Regions from separate parts of the Homo sapiens genome. Here region 1 is linked to region 2. Evidence: read pairs that join two places in POLR2A ChIA-PET (ENCODE). Cell type or tissue: IMR-90. All regions are shown on one strand. Links, peaks and the distances in the headings refer to the core of each region. The heading gives the core; the rest is flanking DNA.

The links. Peaks named below come from ENCODE experiments on the same cell type or tissue, not always from the same donor. Only the 100,000 strongest peaks of a DNase experiment are listed, where the experiment ranks them.
Region 1: POLR2A ChIA-PET joins it to region 2 with 11 read pairs; 2 of 35 experiments call an interaction of 5 or more read pairs at or near these places.

The regions. Positions count from the first base shown.
Region 1 is chr15:64,187,922-64,204,817 of GRCh38, forward strand. CSNK1G1 (casein kinase 1 gamma 1) reads right to left here. Exons shown (of 12, transcript NM_022048.5): 9 at 16,520-16,668; 10 at 15,161-15,268. Among named protein-coding and RNA genes, the nearest start is that of PPIB, 33 kb to the left of the region's middle. In IMR-90, for the core only: no CTCF peak of the experiment used is centred there; no DNase peak of the experiment used is centred there.
Region 2 is chr15:64,875,897-64,879,927 of GRCh38, forward strand. No RefSeq gene overlaps it. Among named protein-coding and RNA genes, the nearest start is that of ANKDD1A, 34 kb to the right of the region's middle. In IMR-90, for the core only: no CTCF peak of the experiment used is centred there; no DNase peak of the experiment used is centred there; H3K27ac peaks cover 195 bases.

The sequences.
Region 1 (16,896 bases), core at 5,611-8,110, 680 kb before region 2:
ACTCAGAAACAGATGACTTATACAAATTAACATTCTCAGCTTATGCGTTAAGGCACATATCATGGAATGAGCAACATATGCAGTCCTTTAGTCCTCTATTCAAAAAATACTTGTAAGTTTCAGGTCTTTACAATTCACAGACTTGACACTAACACAATCCTACCTTGATGTTATTTTTATGGTTTATCATGAATGCATCAAGGTGGTAGGACTAGGTTAACCAGAAATCAGTATCAGAAATCATATAGATGTTTCTTAGTCAATGACAACAGGAAGTAATCATTTTAACAAGCGACTCTTACCCAAGTCCACCTAGACAGAAAATCTACAGAGATATTCAATTAGCCCTTCCTGTAAGCTTCCTTTCTAAGGCTGCCGAAGGTTCAGAAGCAAGCCAACATTCCACCAGCCAAGCTGGAAAGGCCAGGAAAAGGCAATAAAGGCAGTAAATACCTGCACTGATCCCCCATGGCGGTCTGCAGCCAAGTGAGACGTTAGGTATGAGGTATTGGTCTGCCGGCTGGGCTGAATTTCCCACTCTCCTCGGCGCTCTGATGATACATTCTGCTTAGGCGTTAGAAAGCATGAGAGCAAGATATGGAAGGAAAGGTGAAGCAACAGCAAGCAATAACAAAATCAAGTACATTCGTGTCCCTGTAGGTTTTTCTTTCGGTTTTGGATTTTAAACTAACAACCACTGGAAAGCAGTGAGGAAAAGTAAGCTTGTCTACATTCATTTTAGCCTTAATGAGTCAATACATGAATCTATATCACACCCTCCTTACCCAGAACCAGAAAACCAATAACGACCAAAAGAGGAGGGAGGGGGAAAAAACACACAGTCAAAGCTGGGATCATCTTTTAGTTTCCATAGAGGTAAAATTTCAGTAGCCACTAAGCAGATCAAACTCAGAATGTTAAGATTGTTCGGAGTGGTGGCATACGCCTATAATCTCAGCACTTTGGGAGGCCAAGGTGGGCGGATCACGAGGTCTGGAGTTCGAGACCAGCCTGACCAACATGGTGAAAGCCTGTCTCTACTAAAATTACAAAAATGAGCTGGGCATGGTGGCGCACACCTGTGATCCCAGCTACTCGGGAGGCTGAAGCAGGAGAATTGCTTAAACCCAGGAGGTGGAGGTTGCAGTGAGCCAAGATCGCGCCACTGCACTCCAGCCTGCGCGACAGAGCAAGACTCCATCTCGAAAAAATAATAATAATAATAACAAAAAAAATAGCTACATCGTTTGCCTGGTTCTTCTAGCTAACAGCGTCTAGACTGAATTAGAAAAAGTTTACTTATTAATATGATACTATGAATTATTTTCTTCTGGAAAGCAAAAGGAGGGTCGACCTTCAACTAAAAACCTCTTTGGATTCTGCTTTCACCTTAGTATCATTCAGGCTCTCCTTCTTTACCTGCTTTTTACATCTGCTACTATTCTGATCTTGCTCATATGTGACTTTTGTCCAGAAGAATCTGTTTAGGTGCCTCTTCCCCTGTGCCAGATGGCTGAGTTGTTAACATCATAATGCTCAGCTGTAACAGTCCTAAGGCTCTACAAAAATGAAAAATGAGTAGTTGGAGAGGCAGCAATGAGGGATTAGTAAATCAAATTTTAATTGCTGCTGATATAAACAGCTGCAGGGGTTAGGATGTGATATTGCTGCTCTGCATGAAAACCAGAAAGGACTATAAATCTTACAAATGTTCACAGCTATAAAAGTTGTATTCTATAAAAAACGAAGGGCAAGGAAGTAATGGTTTGAGGGTCTATATTCACTCCCCATATTTCAGTATCTCATTGACAAGAGTTGCTTAAAGCTCACCCGTAAGTCACCAAAAAGGCATTTCTCGTAAAAATCAGAGCTTTGTACACCAGCTACAATTTACTTTTTTTTTTTTTTTTTTTTTGAGACGGAGTCTCGCTCTGTCGCCCAGGCTGGAGTGCAGTGGCGCATTCTCGGCTCACTGCAAGCTCCGCCTCCCAGGTTCACGCCACTCTTCTGCCTCAGCCTCCTGAGTAGTTGGGACTACAGGCGCGCAGCACCATGCCCGGCTAATTTTTTTTGTATTTTCAGTAGAGACAGGGTTTCACCGTGTTAGCCAGGATGGTCTCGATCTCCTGACCTCGTGATCCGCCTGCCTCAGCCTCCCAAAGTGCTGGGATTACAGGCGTGAGCCACCACGCCTGGCCAATTTACTCCTTTTTATTAATGGAATACGAAGTCATATGGACAAGAGTATTATAAAGGATCCTGTTCATATTTTCTCTGCTCTTCCTCAGAGAATAAACATATTCTATGAGAAGGCAGCTGTATGGACTTGCTCTATTACCTTATAAATGAGGGGTTTGATTTTATGCTGCTAGTTATGTTAGAGAGAATCAAAGCTACCCAAAATATTCCCCTACTACAATTATTTCTGCCAAAAGAGGTTCAAATGTTTCATTTTCCAAAATAAGACTGGTGTACAACATAATCATAAACTTATTTTTATTTTTTTGGTTGAGATAGAGTTTCACTCTTGTTGCCCAGGCTAAAGTGCAATGGCGCGATCTCCGCTCACCACAACCTCCGCCTCTCAGGTTCAAGCGATTCTCCTGCCTCAGCCTCCCAAGTAGCTGGGATTACAGGCATGTGCCACCATGCCTGGCTAATTTTGTATTTTTGGTAGAGACAGGGTTTCTCCAGGTTGGTCAGGCTGGTCTTGAACTCCCGACCTCAGGTGATCCACCCGCCTCGGCCTCCCAAAGTGCTGGAATTACAGGCGTGAGCCACCGTGCCGGCCATATTTTATAAACTTACTGACATTGTCTATATCCTCAGAGCACTTAGTCTCATTTATTCTGACTGCTGGAGATCTGAGAATAAACCTATTCTTGTAATATTAGAAGTAATATCTATAACTAAACCTATCAGTGATAGACTTTTTCAGTTCTCTAGAACTTTTTATTTTTTGTAATATTGAAATATAATATTTAAGCTCTTAAACTATTATACAGTACTGTCAGGTTTCTAAAAACTTAAGTGCTTAAAAAAATCCAGACAATGGTAAGCCATTTAATGTTGAGTTCTATAATACATACTAAATGCAATTACATCTCATGAATGCTCTCTGTTTTTGCATTTGTTTTTTTGTTTTGTTTTGTGTTTTTGAGATGGAGTCTTGCTCTGTCACCCAGGCTGGAGTGCAGTGGCACGATCTCGGCTCACTGCAAGCTCCGCCTCCCGAGTTCACGTCATTCTCCTGCCTCAGCCTCCCGAGTAGCTGGGACTACGGACGCGCGCCACCAGGTTGCTAATTTTTTTATATTTTTAGTAGAGACGCGGTTTCCCTGTGTTAGCTAGGATGGTCTCGATTTCCTGACCTCATGATCTGCCCGCCTCGGCCTCCCAAAGTGCTAAGATTATAGGTGTGAGCCACGGCACCCAGCCTGCATTTGTTTTTGAGGCAGATAAAATAGAAAATGGCTGGAAATGTATGTTCATGTATACTCATGGGCTTTTAAAGTTAAGAAAACCCTGGACAGCTGATCAACAATTATTTCCATTTTTACTGACTACACATAAGAACTCTGGTTTTATGCTATTGTCTGATTCACAGGGCTATGTGGTTCTTTATATTCATTCTAGTTCAATAAATAATTTGTTGAAAGATTTAAGATTTTTGTTTAAATGAAAATACCAAGACATTTTTCAAAGGCCTAAAAATCACATTCCATCTCCATTCTCAAAGCAATATGCTATTTATCTTTTAAAGATAAATAGAAAACTAATGTTAACACTCTAGATTGCTTCATAAATGCTTCCACTATGATGAAGGAAAAACACACTATACCATACTACTGCCCGCCAATGCCTTCTGTATCTGTTGAAAACATCAAAACTAAGTACAGATGTGAACCTAGGGGTTGCGGGTTTATTACTTTGGAAGCAAGTTTTCGGTAAGATGTTAAATTCTAGGGCTACTGTTTTCTGGAATTTAAGAGCTTGGACCGGTATCTAGAGGATAACATAGTAGAAAGGGCCATTTGCAGTTTTAGAAAGCAACAGAATGCCTAGGAAATAGATGAAACCAAAGAAAGCTGACAACTACAGCAGTCTGCTAGTGTAACTCTCCAAGAAAGGTATTCTAGGCAATACTGTGTACACAGGAGTTATGATTAGGCCTCATCAGCACAGTAGCTAGTTAGATTAAGCAAACTAGTGGAAGAGATCAGCATGTAAATCCTTCATTCTTAAAGATCACTCATGCATACACATCTAATTAAATGTCACTCAAGAGGTGCATGAGTAGAAAAGTCATTCAGCAAAGTCAATTTCTCTGCATTACTTGAAAAGCAGAGCTCCACATGGAGTGTGTAAGTCCCCCAAAGCAGGAGCAGGAATCTCAAGTAGTGGTAACTCCTTGGGGGAACGCTTTAAAATTTTCAGTCGTGATTGCATCACCTTCATGGAAATGATTGGTTTACTATGTAGTAGGTAAATCTTGAAACAAGAAAGTAGCAATCCAGCATAGCATAAATGAAAGGTAAAGGTAACAAAAATACTTGAGAAAACACAGAAGACTGTTGAAAAAGTGAAAACCCCCACCTATGCCCTATGGCAGGGGAAAAAAATCTCTCCCAGCATTCATTTGGCAGGGATTAATGTAAGAGTGACACTAACAAAGTGCCATAATCCCAGCACTTTGGGAGGCTGAGGGGGGCGGATCACCTAAGGTCAGGAATTCAAGACCAGCCTCGCCAACATGGTGAGACCCTGTCTCTACTAAAAATGCAAAAATTAGCCGGGAGTGGTGGCATATGCCTATAGTCCCAGCTACTTGGGAGGCTGAGAACCCAGGAGGCAGAGGTTGCAGTGAGCTGAGATTGTGCCACCACACTCCACCCTGAGTGACAGAGTGAGATCTGCCTAAAAAAAAAAAAAAAAAAAAAAAAAAAAAAAAATCACCAAATCCTATTCTTCATAAAAAACTCATTTTAAAAAATTATTTTTGATTACATATACAAACAACTTTATCTACTTCACTTTATGGCTCAAAAAATACCTTAAAAGCTGCCATTTATAAAGAAACATTTTGGCCTCTCATGTAAGTCTTCTCAGCCTCATTAACTGTCTTCAACTATAAACTAACAAGAATGAGACTGAATAGTACCAAAAGGTTAGCAAAGAGAATATACTGGATTACATTCTGGTTTTATCACACTTCCAATATTAAAATTTCTTTTTTTTCTTTTATGATATGGTGGGGGTAAGACGGAAGAAGAAAAGAATGGAACAGGAGCCAGCTGTGGTGGCTCACGCCTGTAATCCCAGCACTTTAGGAGGCCGAGGTGGGTGGATCACAAGGTCAGAAGATTGAGACCATCCTGGCCAACACGGTGAAACCCCGTCTCTACTAAAAATACAAAAAAAATTAGCCAGGCATGGTGGTGCACACCTGTAGTCCCAGCTACTCGGGAGGCTGAGGCAGGAGAATTGCTTGAACCTGGGAGGCGGAGGTTGCATGAGCCGAGATCGCGCCACTGCACTCCAGCCTGGGCAACAGAGTGAGACTCTGTCTCAAAAAAAAAAAAGTATATACTTGAACAAAACTAAAAACTTCCTTCTATTAAGCTCATGAAACATAACCAGTTTTCCCATGCCAGACAGGGGTTATGCCATGTAATCTGTCATTTGTGCAGAGATATCCTGTATTCTATAAACCTTATCAAATAGGAGGGAAGTTTAAAAATCACTGACAACAACCTGAAAAGGGGATTATTCCCAGGCTCAACACTATCCAGAGACGAGAGTATCAATTCTGTGACGCTTTTAGAAAAATCACGGAAACCACCCTAGAAGTCTGCAATTCTCTATTCAAACTCTGCCCTATCCTTACAATGGTGTAAGATACCTCCCTAGGAAATGTTGGTTTATCTAGATAGGATTACTTCAGAATCACCAAGTTTCCTCCTACAAGGAGCTGGGTTAGAACACAGGTGTCTGCTGAAATACAAAACACTTAACACATACAGAAAGAAAAAAACTTTTAATATGGAATACAGAATTAAGAGAAGAGGTGAGCCGCAGTGACTAGGTGATAGAACAGAAGACGCTAAGGAATCTATTTTCAGTTTTGCACTTGCTTGTTTCAAAGCTCCTCTCAGAGTAAAGGTCCCAGAAATGAGGAGGGGCAGACGTCTCCTGCACTGAGCTCTATGTGGAGCTGTGGCCATCCTGTGGCCAGGAGGAGTGTGCAATCTCTGTCTGTGCTCCTACTGGATGGCAGGCAGCATGTTAGGAAACTGCACGCAGGTCACAAGGAGGCAGATTATCTCTGCGCAAACTTAGCCCCTTCAACTAGCAAACCCTGAGCCTCGGTCAGAACTAAACAGTACTCTGTAAAAAGACAGAAACAAATAACTATATCAGCTTTTTTTTTTTTTAAGGTATTCATTTTATGAAGATAACTGACTACCTTGCCTATTTAGCAATGTGGCCTAATGTTTCCTTTAGAAAAATTATGCTCATAACAAGCTGTAGTCACTAAGCATAACAGCACAAAGCCACAATATATTTTTCTTTTTCTCTTCTTTTCTTTTCTTTTCTTTTTTTTTTTTTTTTTGAGACAGAGTTTTGCTCTTATTGCCCAGGCTGGAGTGCAGTGGTGCGATCTCGGCTCACTGCAAACTCTGACTCCTGGGTCAAGCGATTCTCCTACCTCAGCCTCCCAAGTAGCTGGGATTACAGGCATGAGCCACCATGCCCAGCTAATTTTGTATTTTTAGTAGAGACAGGGTTTCACCATGTTGGTCAGGCCGGTTTTGAACTCCTGGCCTCAGGTGATCCACCGCCTTAGCTTCCCAAAGTGCAGGTGTGAGCCACCGACCCCAGCCAGCCACAATATATTTTTCTAAGGCTTTATGTCCTTTAAATGTATTCCCTTACAGTCTAGATACAAACAAATCCAAAACACTCTTTTACTGGAGGCATATCTTCTTCAGACCTCACATGATTTGACTCTTAAATTCTGCGTTTATTTTTCCGTGTATTATAAGGTATTGAGTTAGTTTAAATATGGTTCTTTTGGAAGGATGAGAGATTACCTTTACTGATCTTTGATTCATATTTTCCTAGTCAAATTGGAGAATTTGCAAGGGAACAGTCCACCTAGTACAAAATTACAAAGAATAAATTCTTTCCCTTAAACATATGCTACGCATCTCTTTTCACATGGCGAATGAAAACAAAACAAAACAAAACACCTATGCTACACATACAAAAACACAAAAAAGAGTAAGTGACATTTTGGGGTAGGATACCATGTCTGTTACCATTTAAAAGCTTTTAATAGTCAATATGACTCTCTCCACTGTCAAAATGGGATCTGTTCCTCTAACCTGCTAGTTACTAAGTAGCCCTTCTTTTTCACATACCCACAACAAAACCCACCATAATAAAAGAGGTCAGCCAGAGAAAAAGGAGACGCTATCATAACTCCTGAACCATTGCGGTGTAATGTTTATGTAGCATTTACGTAAGGATTGTCACAAGCTTGGATTTAAAGTACTGAAAGGGCAGGAAGAGTGCTGCTGCATGCACATAGTAGTCAATGCAACAGTCTACATTTACTGTGTTGAACAAGCACACTGAATAAAACCTATGACAGTACAATATGTTGTACTCTAATATCAGATCTGTGGATACCGGCAGGACTTACTTCCTGATTGAATTTGATCAGATAATGCAAAGGACGTTTTGCCAGGTAGAAGCAAGCAGGCAGAACTATTAAGGTTTTCATCCCCTTTCTGCCGGATTGTAATACGCAGTTCTTTAGAGAGGAATCAGACCCATGGCAAGATTTACAACTTTTGGTACTGGGAAAGGACAAACACGAAGTATAAAATGATGGAAAGACTAACTCAACTGGGATCTTTCTGAATGGATCTAGCTTTTAGGAACGTTTATTCTATCCAAATTCATAGTTTAATTATAGTTCTCTAGTTAGGTAAAATTTATGTTCAAAAAAATTGTGCTTGGCCAGGCATGGTAGCTCACACTTGTAATCCCCGTTACTTGGGAGGCTGAGGCAGAAGGATCACTTGAGCCCAGGAGTTTGAGACCAGGAGGCCCTGTCTCTACAAAAAATAAATAAACATTAGTCAGGTGTGGTGGCTCACGCCCATAGTCCCAGCTGTTTGGGAGGCTGGGGTGGGAGGATTGCTTGAGCCCAGGAGGTCAAGGTTGCTGTGAGCTGTGATCACGCCACTACACTCTATCCTGAGAGGTGGAGTGAGATCCCATCTCTATTAAAAAAAAAGAAGTGCTTGGAATAAAGATAGTTTTAAAAGGCAGATCCAATATATGTGAGTTTAAATGCAGTCCTTTAGGAACCATATTTGGGATTTATTATTGTATATAGATAAACCAAACAGTACTCAATTCAATATACCTAAAATCTAAACAAGCAAAGCAAAATTTTCCCAGAATACAAGGAAAATAGGATTCTTGTTGTGATGGAAAAGAACTAATAAGATCACCTGAACTTTTTTTTTTTTTTGAGACGGGTTTCACTTTTGTCCCCCAGGCTGGAGTGCAATGGCACGATCTCGGCTCACCACAAACTCTGCCTCCCGGGTTCAAGTGATTCTTCTGCCTTAGCCTCCCAAGTAGCTGGGATTACAGGCGGGCACCACCATGCCGGGCTAATTTTGTATTTTTTAGTAGAGATGGGGTTTCTCCATGTTGGTCAGGCTGGTCTCGAACTCTCGACCTCAGGTGATCCGCCCGCCTCGGCCTCCCAAAGTGTTGAGATTACAGGCGGGAGCCACCATGCCCAGCAATCACCTGAACTTTCTTTGCTGCAAAAGACTGCTCTGTGTGTGTTTTTTTTTTTTAAACACCCCTCCCCTTGAGCAGACAATCCAGCCCTACTCTAGCTGCCAAACAGAGGCAAAATGGCTCTTTGTGGAAACAAAAACGAGTAGGAAGAAAAGCTTAAAATTTATTTTTCAATAAAGGTTAAATAAAAATCTATGCTATAAAAAAATATCTATTTACATCTGCACCCTTCATTTGGCAGATTCATTCATTCACTCATTCATTCAAACAAGTATGCATCAAGTGCCCACTATTCTAAACATTGGTTTGGGTGTTAGGGTTAATTAAAGCAGTGAACAAAACAACAAAAACCTCTGCTCTTACAAGGCTCCAATTTGAGAATGCTGACACCCTAAATAGGTTAAATGTCCTATGGCCAAAGTTTTGGGATAAGATAAAACCAAGGTCTGAGCTCTTCTTTCTCCTTCTACTGTAAGTATGAGACTAAACAGTTTGTTGAGCCCTAGGCTCAGATTTCCCAGAATAAGGAGACTCTTTAGGCATTATCATCAATGTCATCTCTATGCCTTGACTCCCAAATATCTCTCTAGTTGTCTCTGGAGAACCATCCTCTGCCTGCTAGACCTCTTCAGGTGGAATACATTGCTAGTATTTCAAACTCAAGATGCCTAAATTCAAATTCCAAACAAGTTCCTCCCCCAACTTTGCCATCTCTAGTAATAGTACCACATGCCTCCTAATTATCCAGGCTCAAGATCTCTGCAACAGCTTTGACTCTTCCTTCTCCCTTAATCCTGACATTCATGTGGGCTGCCAATTCTGGTAGATTATATCACTGTAGCATTGTTCAATTCTGTTTCATTTGCCCTACTATAACCCATCTAGACTCCCTCTACATCTCAAGGGAATTCACTGCCTGCTTAATGATTTCCATGTTTGCTGCCAGACTAGTACCACATTCTGTGCCAAAAGATTTCAAAAGCAGAGTTTTAATCATATCACTCCTTTGCTTAAAAATCTTTAGTCCCTATTCCTACTTAAAATAAGCACCAACTCGCCAGCCCAGCATTCCAGGAGCTTCACCAAATGGTTTCAACCTACTTTCCTAGCCTTGTCTCCTAGGACTCCTTTACTCGCATCATATATTTTAGAAAACTGAACTAGATAAAACATTTGTTGTTGATCATATATTCTTCTGCTTGGAATGCCTCTTCCATCTCATTTAATTCTGCTAAAAGCATGTCAAATGCAGCTTCTCTCATCAAATTATTTGTCTTGCTCAGACTAGATGAAATTTCTTCTTCCAAACCCAGATGATAATAATTTGCAACTTGGGATGCTTATCTGTTCTGCCTTGTGTTATAGTTATCTGTCCATTTGGCTTATCTACTTGTCAGCTCTTTGAGGACAAGGACTCCCTACTTGGTATCCACAGGATATACTTTTTTTTTTTTTTTTTTTTTTTTGAAACAAAGTCTCTGCTGCCCCGGCTGGAGTGCAGTGGCACAGTCTCATGTGCACTGGCTCACTGCACAACCTCCGCCTCCCAGGTTCAAGCAATTCTCCTGCCTCAGCCTCCCAAGTAACTGAGATTACAGGCGCCCACCACCACACCCAGCTAATTTTTGTATTTTTAGTAGAGATGGGGTTTCACCATGTTGGCCAGGCTGGTCTCGAACTCCTGGCCTCAAGTTATCCACCCGCCTCAGCCTTCCAAAGTGCTGGGATTACACGTGTGAGCCACCTTCCCTGGCCCACAGGATACAGTTTCACATAGCAGGTCCTCAGCTCAGATTTACTGAGTCAAAGTTGCTGATGAAAGGTTAGCTGTTCCTAAAGTCAATACCTGTCAATCTCGCTCAAGGAGAAACTGTATTTTTCTTTTGCTAATTTCAAAACTTGAAAGGAATTAGTCTAGAAAATCATCTTGTTTTCAATTCTTAGAGTAATAAGAGAGAGATTTGGCTGCAAATTTTCTTAAAAAAAAAAAAAGGGCATAAGAAAACAATCCTAAAGATAGAAGAAATGTAATATTAACATAGACCAAAGGTTGAACAGACACTAGAAATCCATTACCCAGAGTGCATAGTGCAGAAAGAATTTTACCCAGCAAGGATTCAGAATCCTGGTGGGAAGGCGTTATAACATTTACATCAACGTGAAGGAATTCCAATCTCTTAGCAGCCACAGGATACTAAAAACTCTAAAATTAAAAAAATAGGGCCAGGCATAGTGGCTCCCAGCATTTTGGGAGGCAGAGGTGGGCAGATTGCTTGAACCCAGGAATTTGAGAACAGCCTGAGAAACACAGTGAAACTGTCTCTACAGAAAATACGAAAAAAAAAAAAAAATTAGCTGGGCGTGGTGGCGTGTGCCTGTAGTCCCAGCTACTCAGGAGGCTAAGGTGGAAGGATCACTTTAGCCCAGGAAGTTGAGGCTGCAGTGAGCTGTGATTGTGCCACTGTGCTCCAGCCTGGGCAACAGAGTGAAATCTTTTCTCAAAAAAAAAAAAAAAAAAAAAAGAAAAAGAAAAGAAAAAGAGAAAAAAATATATATCAAAGAGAGATATTCAAGATTCAACTTTTCAAAAATAAGCATAGTAGTTAAATACAGATGAGATTTTCCTAAATAATTATATACTGTGGTCAGAGACTTTTCATTTAAAAGTACATTGAAATTCACTACTCAGTTTTTACCCTGACAACCGAAGTTTTCAATCATCTCTTTTCCTCATACTTTAAAAATCCATGCAAAACCACAGCATTGGTTATAAATTCACTGAAGCAGGAAAGTAAAGGAAACACATATTTTAAGATAGTCTAGGACGGGCGCGGTGGCTCATGCCTGTAATCCCAGCATTTTGGGAGGCCGAGGCGGGCGGATTGCCTGAGCTCAGGAGTTCGCAACCAGCCTGGGAGACAGTGAAACCCTGTCTCTACTAAAATACAAAACATTATGCAGGTGTGGTGGCGTGCGCCTGCAGTCCCAGCTACTCGGGAGGCTGAGGCAGGAGAGTTGCTCGAACCCGGGAGGTGGAGGTTGCAGTGACGCGAGATCGCGCCACTGCACACCACCCTGGGCGACAGAGCAAGACTCCATCTCAAAATAAATAAATAAATAAAATTTTAAAAAAAATTCTATCACATTCTAAGAGAATGGAGGTAAAAAAGAATTTTAAAAAATAAAAAATATTCTAAAAAATAGGCACAAGGTGCCGGGCATGGTGGTTCATGCCTGTAATTGCAGCACTTTGTGAGGCTGAGGCAGGTGGATCACCTGAGGTTAGGAGTTCCAGACTAGCCTGGCCAACATGGTGAAACCCCATCTCCACTAAACATACAAAAATTAGCCCGGTGTGGTGGCAGGCACCTGTAATCCCAGCTTCTCAGGAAGCTGAGGCAGAAGAATCGCTTGAACTCAGGAGGCGGAGGTTGCAGTGAGCCAAGATCATGCTCCAGCCTTGGTGATAAGAGCTAAACTCTGTCTCAAAAAAAAAAAGAGACACAAGGATATATGTTGACTGTGATATGACACTACTTATCTATTTTTTCTTTACATACATTTTCTACTTAAATGCATTTTTGTTTTTTGAGATGGAGTTTCTCTCTTGTTGCCCAGGCTGGAGTGCAGTGGTGCCCAGGCTGGGGTGTAATGGTACCATCTCGTCTCACTGCAACCTCCACCTCCCAGGTTCAAGTGACTCTCCTGCCTCAGCCTCCTGAGTAGCCGGGATTTGAGGCATGTGCCACCACACCCAGCTAATTTTTATATTTTTAGTAGAGACAGGGTTTCACCATGTTGGCCAGGCTGGTCTCGAACTCCTGACCTCAGGTGATCGACCCGCCTCGGCCTCCCAAAGTGCTGGGATTACAGGCGTGAGCCACTGCGCCTGGCCGCATTATAGAGTAATAAAACTTCATTTAAAATATTTTAGAATATATTACTACACTTCCAACCCTATTTCTGTTAATAATTTTGATCTCCTTCCATTGATTCTGCTTATTTCCCCATCCCGTCCAGCTCACTTTACTATAACCCAGTTTATTCAATAAAGGATGTGAAGTAGATTTATAACCATGCCTTTATAGGTGGATAGGCAGATCATTTCTATATCTCTGCTACCAATGACAATGCAACAGTTTTATGCACATAACCTATACTTTGAGTGGTTTTATTGATTGATTTCAAGAAGTAAGGTATTTCATCAGAGAAGAAAATAACTTGATCAAATTGCTTTCTAGCCAGGCACAGTGGCTCACGCCTGTAATCCCAGTACTTTGGGAGGCCGAGGCAGGTGGATGACCTGAAGTCAGGAGTTCGAGACCAGCCTGGCCAACATGGCGAAACCTCATCTCTAATAAAAATACAAAAATTAGCCAGGTATGGTGGTATGTGCCTGTAATCCCAGCTACTTGGGAGGCTGAGACAGGAGAATTGCTTGAATCTGGGAGACAGAGGTTGAGGTAATCTGAGATTGCACCACTGCACTCTAGCCTGGGTGACAGAGCAAGACACTGTCTCAAAAAAAAAAAAAAAAAAAGAAAGAAAAAGAAAAGAAAAAAGAAATTGCTTTCTAGAGAATTTGTACAATTCGTAAAATCAACAGCAATATGTCAGTTTAACTGTGCCCTCACCTGCACTAGCTATTAGCTTTTAAAAAGGGAGGGATGGGAGAGAACTGCAGAAGTCAACAGTCTTTTGTTGTCAAACCAGAAGTCAGTCAAATTATAAATCTTAAACAACGACTTTAAAGGATGTGACTATGGACCCAATTAGTGCCCAGAGTTTGCTTAACCCTTTCTTTTTTGCCCACCTATTTTCTCGTTTATATGTACTCTCTAGTAAATGGCTTTCCTCCTTTTACATACTTTTTTCTTACCCACCAAACCACATATTTTGCCAAGAGTATATACTTACTGGTGAGAAAATATATTTGTGGGTGTACTCCATTGGACATGTGTGTGTGTGTGTGTGTGTGTGTGTGTGTGTGTGTGTGTGTGTTTATATACTATTCTTAACCTATATACTTGCACATGTGCATCTATGAAATAAATGTTTTTGTATTTTCTTGTAAAAATGTTAATACAAGAAAGTGAAATCATAAGGAGAGGAAATAAGCTAATTTGATATGTGATAATTATTTTAAAAATATGTAATCTGTTTATTATGCTTTGCTTATTTACCTACTGTGGTCTCTGTTTTTCTCTTAGCAATATATTTAATATAAAGATAAAAATCCTATGTCATATTTACTTCCCAAATACATAAGCCCTTTTTAAAAATGTCAAACTTGTTGATTTTTTGGTGTGTGTTTGCCTTATCTGTCTTTAGGCTGAGAGATGTCCCTCACTGAGACCACTAGTTTTCCAAACAACGAACAATGAAGGACAGATGACATCGCCTAAGCTGAGTCTTCACTGCAGGTCCATCTCAAATCTTGACCAGCTCTATAATTTGCCCGGGTAGAAGAACAAGGGGTGGTGTGGAGGTTCCATTTCATGCCCAAGTCAGTTGGAAGTCCAAAGTACCTACCATTCTTAACCAGCAAGGAAAAACCAGAACTGGCAAGAGCTCTAGACCAGACTACAGATGAGACCCAAAGTGGGCTACCTGGTACATCCTGTCTGTGCGACAGGTCTTTTTTTTTTTAAACTGCTCCTTGGCGAGTAGGGCTACTCCACAGGCACTGTGCCCAGAGTAGCCTCCAACAGGTCTTTTGGTCCTATGGTAGATGCCTCTGATCCTAACTTATAGCTAGTTCCCCCCAACAGCCAACAGACTCTGACAGGCCCACACACTTTTTTTTTTTTTTTTTTAAGACAGGGTCTCACTCTATCACTCAGGCTGGAGTGCAAATGCGGAAGCAATCTTGGCTCTCTGCTGCCTTGACTTCCCGGGCTCAGGTGATTCTCCCACCTCAGCCTCCAAAGTAGCTGGGACTATAGGCACGTGCCACCATGCCCAACTAATTTTTTGTATTTTATGTAGAGACAGGGTTTCACCATCTTGCCCAGGCTGGTCTTGAACTCCTGGCTCAAGTGATCTACCTGCCTTGGCCTCCCAAAGTGCTTGGATTACAGGCATGAGCCACTGCACTTGGCCAGGCTGACTCTTTAGACTGGATGCTTCATATAGGGCACCTGGCCACATCTCAGTGCAACTATACATGCCCTGAGGGTTGCTTGAAAGTCATACCACACCTGTAAGAAATGGCAAGCATTTGATCTTTATTTTCAGTACATACACTAAAGCGGAGAAGCTGAAGAATTTGGGTTTTAATATTAGCCAAGAAGAAGGGTAGTGTCTGAAAGAATGGAGGATCAACACATACCTGATTTCGAAGAGGCTGCTGTTGTGATGGCCGATCCCTATGTGTGTGGCTTTCTCGAGTTATTGCAGATGCACCAGAATCTACGTGAACTGACCCTACTGGAGTAGGCTAGAAAAATGAAACAAAAAGTCAAATGGGGGAAACAGGTCCAACTTGATGCATATGCAAAGGACAGAATGATTCTAATTCTAATAGAGTAGTAGTAATTATTTTCAGCTACCAAGAGCACTTTCAAGTTGTCTTGTCTTCTCAGTTTGCTCATCTGCAAAAGGGAGGCAGCCTGGTCCTTAATAGTTCATTGGAGAGTAGCTTACCTTCGAAAACAAAAAACCAGGGCCGGGCGCGGTGGCTCGTGCCTGTAATCTCAGCACTTTGGGAGGCCGAGGTGAGTGGATCACCTGAGGTCAGGAGTTCGAGACCAGACTGAGCAACATGGAGAAATCCCATCTCTACTAAAAATACAAAATTAGTCAGGTGTGGCAGCGCGTGCCTGTGATCCCAGCTACTCGGGATGCTGAGGCAGGAGAATCGCTTGAACCTGGGAGGCGGAGGTTGCGGTGAGCTGAGTTCACACCATTGCACTCCAGCCTGGGCAACAAGAGTGAAACTCCGTAAAAAAAAAAAAAAAAAAAAAAAAAATTTCCTCCACTGATATCTGTTTGGCCCTGTGAACCCCTGACCAGAACAACAAATTCAAAAGCTTCCTATGATGCTGGGTTCCACTGCTACAAAGGTCAAGTACATTAACAGCGTATGTGGCATCAACTTCTGAATCATGGGGCCAGGTGTGGTGGCTCACGCCTGTAATCCCAGCACTTTCGGAGGCCAAGGAGGGCAGATCACCTCAGGTCAGGAGTTTGAGATCAGCCTGGCCAACATGGCAAAACCCCGTCTCTGCTAAAAATATAAAAATTAGCCGGGCGTGGTGGTGTGTGCCTACAATCCTAGCTACTTGGGAGGCTGAGGCAGGAGAATCGCTTGAACTCAGGAGGCGGAGGTTGCAGTGAGCCGAGATTGGCGCCATTGCACTCCAGCCTGGGAAAACAAACAAACAAACAAACAAACTTCTGAATCATTCAAATGAAACTTCTCCTAAAAACTGGGCTTAAATTCTGTTATCTTAGGACACACAAGTTATTATCTTCCTATATTACTAGGAAAAAATACTTCCTACTTCTGAACTAGTAAGAGCAACCTATGGCAACACCCAGACAAGGCTAGTAAATATACAGTCTACGATCAAAGGAATATTTTTACCAAAGATTCAAGCAGAAAGACTGGCAAGTAAAGGCATGAGGCAGTGCTGGTTGGAGAAAGGAGGTAATGAGGTTAAAAAAAAAAAAAAAAAAGGATACTTACAATAGGTCTCCCAACCCAATCATAGGCATAGTCAAAGGTGTAGCCTTTCTTTTCAAAGAGGTCTGTGAAGAGGGTCCGTAAATACTCATAATCAGGTTTTTCAAAGAAGTCCAGTCGCCTGACATATCGAAGGTAGGTTGCCATCTCCTCTGTTAGGAAAGAGATGAAAGGCCCTGCTCATTAGCTGAATGCTTTCCATAGCAGTTGTGGGGAAGCATTGGGCCACAAAGGGGTTATTTATACAGACAATTTGACACTGATGTTTTCTTTACTGACAAAATAAAAGTGATAAAACCTACTTTGGTCTGTATCACAAAAGGAAATGTTAATTACCTAAACAGCACCCCTATCTAGAGATACCCAGTCATGGACTCTAC
Region 2 (4,031 bases), core at 123-2,622:
TCTGGTGAACTACTAGAATTGAGCTGAGGCAAAAAATTGACAGTCAACGGGCATCCAGACAGTGGATAATTAAAGCCACAAGCACTGCTGAGTTATATCTTGTATGTTACTTAAGATTAGATTTGACTGTGACTGACAAGAGGCCATGGTGTCAGAAGAGTTCATCAGAGGCTAAACCTCAGCTCCGGGGGAGTTAGGCCAAGACAGCAGTGACACAAATTCATTTATCTTGCATGAATTAAGTCTGGTGGTAGAGGCCATCTCTATCATGGCACTCCATGGTCATCTGGGACCCAGCCTCCTTCCCTCTTACTGCTCTGCCATCTTACCCCTTGACTTTGATTTCTGGACCCATGAGGTGATACAGCTGCAGCCCCCGCATAAGTGTTCTCACCCTTGGGAAGCAAGAAGGGGTATAGGATGCACACTTTCCCTTTAGAGACACTTTCTGGAAGTTGTACTGCTGCCTCATTGCGAGGGTGGTCTTGCAGCTAGCTGCCTGGTGTTTTTTTTCCTGTTGACTGTGTGCCAGCTGAAAATCAAAAGTCTTATTACTAAAAAAGAAGGGAGGGAATGGAGCTAGAGCAGTGTTTTTCAAATGGGGATGATGTTGCCTTCAGAGGACATTTGTCAATGTCTGGAGATATTTTTGTCACAAATGGGGACATTGCTACTGGCATTTAGTGGGTGGAGGCCAGAGATGCTGTTGAACACCCTACAATGCACAAGACAGCCTCCCCGACAACATCTTGGGGGCTCCTCATCCAAAATATCAGTAGTGCTGAGGTTGAGAAACCCTGACCTAGGTGGACAACGTATAGTCTCTTTGCCACAACCAGGACGGGGTGTAGAGTGAGTGGACTAGTCACCGTAGATGTGCAAAGACACCTGTCCCTGGCAGACCATAATGTCAGGAGAGTTCAGCAGCAGCCCAGACCTAGGCTCTGGGGTTTTATCAGATTTGTCCCAGCTTAGTGGGGCTCTTGTCCTCAAAGAGGCTTTGTTTTGTTTGTGTCTTTTTGTTTTATTCATTTCTGTTTTAAAAACTATTTTTATTTTTTGTAGGAATAGGGTCTCACTATTTTGCTCAGGCTGGGCCCTTGTTTTATTCATTTCTTGATGTTGAATTCTGAAGCAGAGACCCAGGTTGGAGCCTCAAGGAAGAGGCTTAAGATAGAGGCGGGCTGAGCTCCGTGGCTCATGCCTGTAATCCCAGCACTTCAGGAGGCCGAGGCAGGAGGAGCACCTGAGGCCAGGAGTTTGAGACCAGCCTGGGCAATGTAGCAAGACCCTGTCACTACAAAATATTACAAAATAATTAGCCAGGTGCAGTGGCATGCACCTGTAGTTCTAGCTTCTCAGGACACTGAAGTGAGAGGATCCCTTGAGCCCATAAGTCCCAGGTTACAGTGGGCTATGATCATGCCAACGCATTCCAGCCTGGGCAACAAAGCGAGACTCTGTCTCAAAACAAACAAACATATATATATGCATTTCTTTGCCCACTAGCCACACCCCTGAGCTGCAGGTAGGGGAAAGAGTCCAATAGTCTTGGTAGCCAGGGCCAAGTTCTGATTCAGTCCCTCAGAGTGTGACCCAATCAGGACTTCTCCTCAGCCTCCTGGCCACAAGCCGGGGCTGGGTGGCCAAGGTGAGGCCCTTGTGGCCTTGAATCCGCAGAGATGCCAAGGCAGCCTTGCCAGCTTTGCCCAAATTGCTGGGCTGGCCTTTCTGTGCTTCCTCCCTCCCAACCAGCCTTCCAGCCTAGTCAGCTTTTCTGGGCCCCTCCCACCTCCATTTCCTTCCAGCCTGTGGCCTTGGGTCTGAAGGGAAGCAGCCCTGCCCCAGCTGTGGCCAGCGCCAGGCCATGCTGAGGCTGAGGCCTGTGGGTCCCCAGAGTGCCCAGGGTGTGGTGTGGGTGAGAGTGTGCTGGTCAGTGGGATGAGGAGAGTGCAAACAGCTCTGTCTCTGGGGAAGGCCAGGGGAGAAGAATAGATCCCAAGTCATTCTGAACATTTGGGGTGCCTGCTATGGGTGAGCAAAAGTCTCCTCAGACTAAACAGCCCTCTTCTTTTCTCTGTGAAAAGGTTCCCCTTGAGAGGAATTTGTCTCAAAATCACCCCTCAGGCTTGGGCCAAGGTCAGTCTCTACAGTGGATCTGGGAGGCAGGGTTCCATGAACTCAGGAAGTATCTTCCAATTTGTTTCTGGAGGGCCAGAGGGACCCCGGAGTTTTTCAGCATTTTGAAATATACAAGATATTCAACAAGACTAGGTGGCAGATGGGACCAGATATGTGGCACAGACCTTTCAGCTCTGTGAGCTTTGACAAGTCGCCTAACTTCTGCTCTTCAGTTACCTCATCAGTTAAACGAGGAGAATTGTGCCCACCTGAGAGCTTGGAGATTAAATAGGATCACGCATGCGTGGCACCTGGACGATGCCCACCCAGTACCCACGGGAGGCCCTCAGGAAGCAGTGGCTGTTACTATCATTGTATCATCACTCTGTCTCTCAGAAGAGCCTTTTCCTTTCTTTCTTTCTTTCTTTTTTTTTTTTTTGAGATGGAGTTTTGCTCTTGTTGCCCAGGCTGGAGCACAACGTTGCGATCTTGGCTCACTGCAACCTCGGCCTCCCAGGTTCAAGCGATTCTCCTACCTCAGCCTCCTGAGCAAGGAGAGCCTTTTTACTCTTTTTCAGAAAGTCCTCCCTACAGCCACCTCTTTCTGTAGCTCTGACCAAAGAAAGTCTAAGGTGAAGGGACCCCAGTAACCTACACTTTACAGGTGGAGAGGCAAGAGAAGGGACTTGCCCAAGGCCACCTGGGGTGCCTGTGGCAGGGCATCAACAAGCTCGGGTCACTGCAGCATTCTTCTCCCCACCCTCTTCCCATTCAGGAAAGAAGGCCAGTCCTGTCATTTGTGCTGTTGTCTCAGACACCAAAAGGCTGTTTTCCTTCTGTCCAGCTCAGCATCGATGCCTGGAATCAGGAAGCAGGGTGATGGAAAGTGTCCTGTCTGACGTCTTCCTGCGGAGGGGGGACGGCATCCTCACAGGCTGGGCTTCCTGAAATACAGCTGTGGCAGCAGCTTCAGGATTTGGCAGAACATTTAACATTATTATTATCATTATTTTTGAGACAGAGTCTCACTCTGTTGCCCAGGCTGGAGTGCAGTGGCGCAGTCTCGGCTCACTGCAACCTCCGCCTCCCGGGTTCAAGCGAGTCTCCTGCCTCAGGCTCCCAAGTAGCTGGGATTACAGGTGCGTGTCACCACGCCCGGCTAATTTTTGTGTTTTTAGTAGAGACTGGGTTTCGCCATGTTGACCAGGCTGGTCTTGAACCAGCGATCTACACACCTTGGCCTCCCAAAGTGCAGAGATTACAGGTGTGAGTAACTTCGCCCAACCAACAATTGGATACTTTTCAGTACTATTTGAATTATTATTATTTGCCATACACATAAGTTAAATCTATTAATAAAATAGTCAGGCCAGGCGCGGTGGCTCACGTCTGTAATCCACCTGACCTCAGGTGATCCACCCACCCTCGGCCTCCCAAAGTGCTGGGATTATAGGCGTGAGCCACTGTGCCTGGCCTAACATTATTTTTTAAAAGACCGAGTATTGGGAATAAGGTGAGGAGGGAGGAGAGATGGGGTAGATGAAAGGAAACAAACTTTTCCAGCAGAGAATAACTAGAGTTACTCTAGAAATGCTAAATAAAAAAATAGAGCATGAGTGTGTTATTTACAGTCAGGGAGAGGATTCACAGCAGTGAAAAATTATTCACTTTTTTTTTTTTTTTTTTTTTTTTTTTAGTTTCCTACACTACATGGATATAAAAATCATTCACTATTAACATAGTTACTTCTGGGTAGTGGTTCTGGAGGTAGGATAATTTAATTTTTAATTGGATACTTTTCTTTCTTCTTTTCTTTTTTCTTTGAGAAAAGGTATCTGTTGCCCAGGCTGGAGTGCAGTGCACCATCACTGCTCACTGCAGCCTCCACTTCCCAGGCTCAATCGATCCTC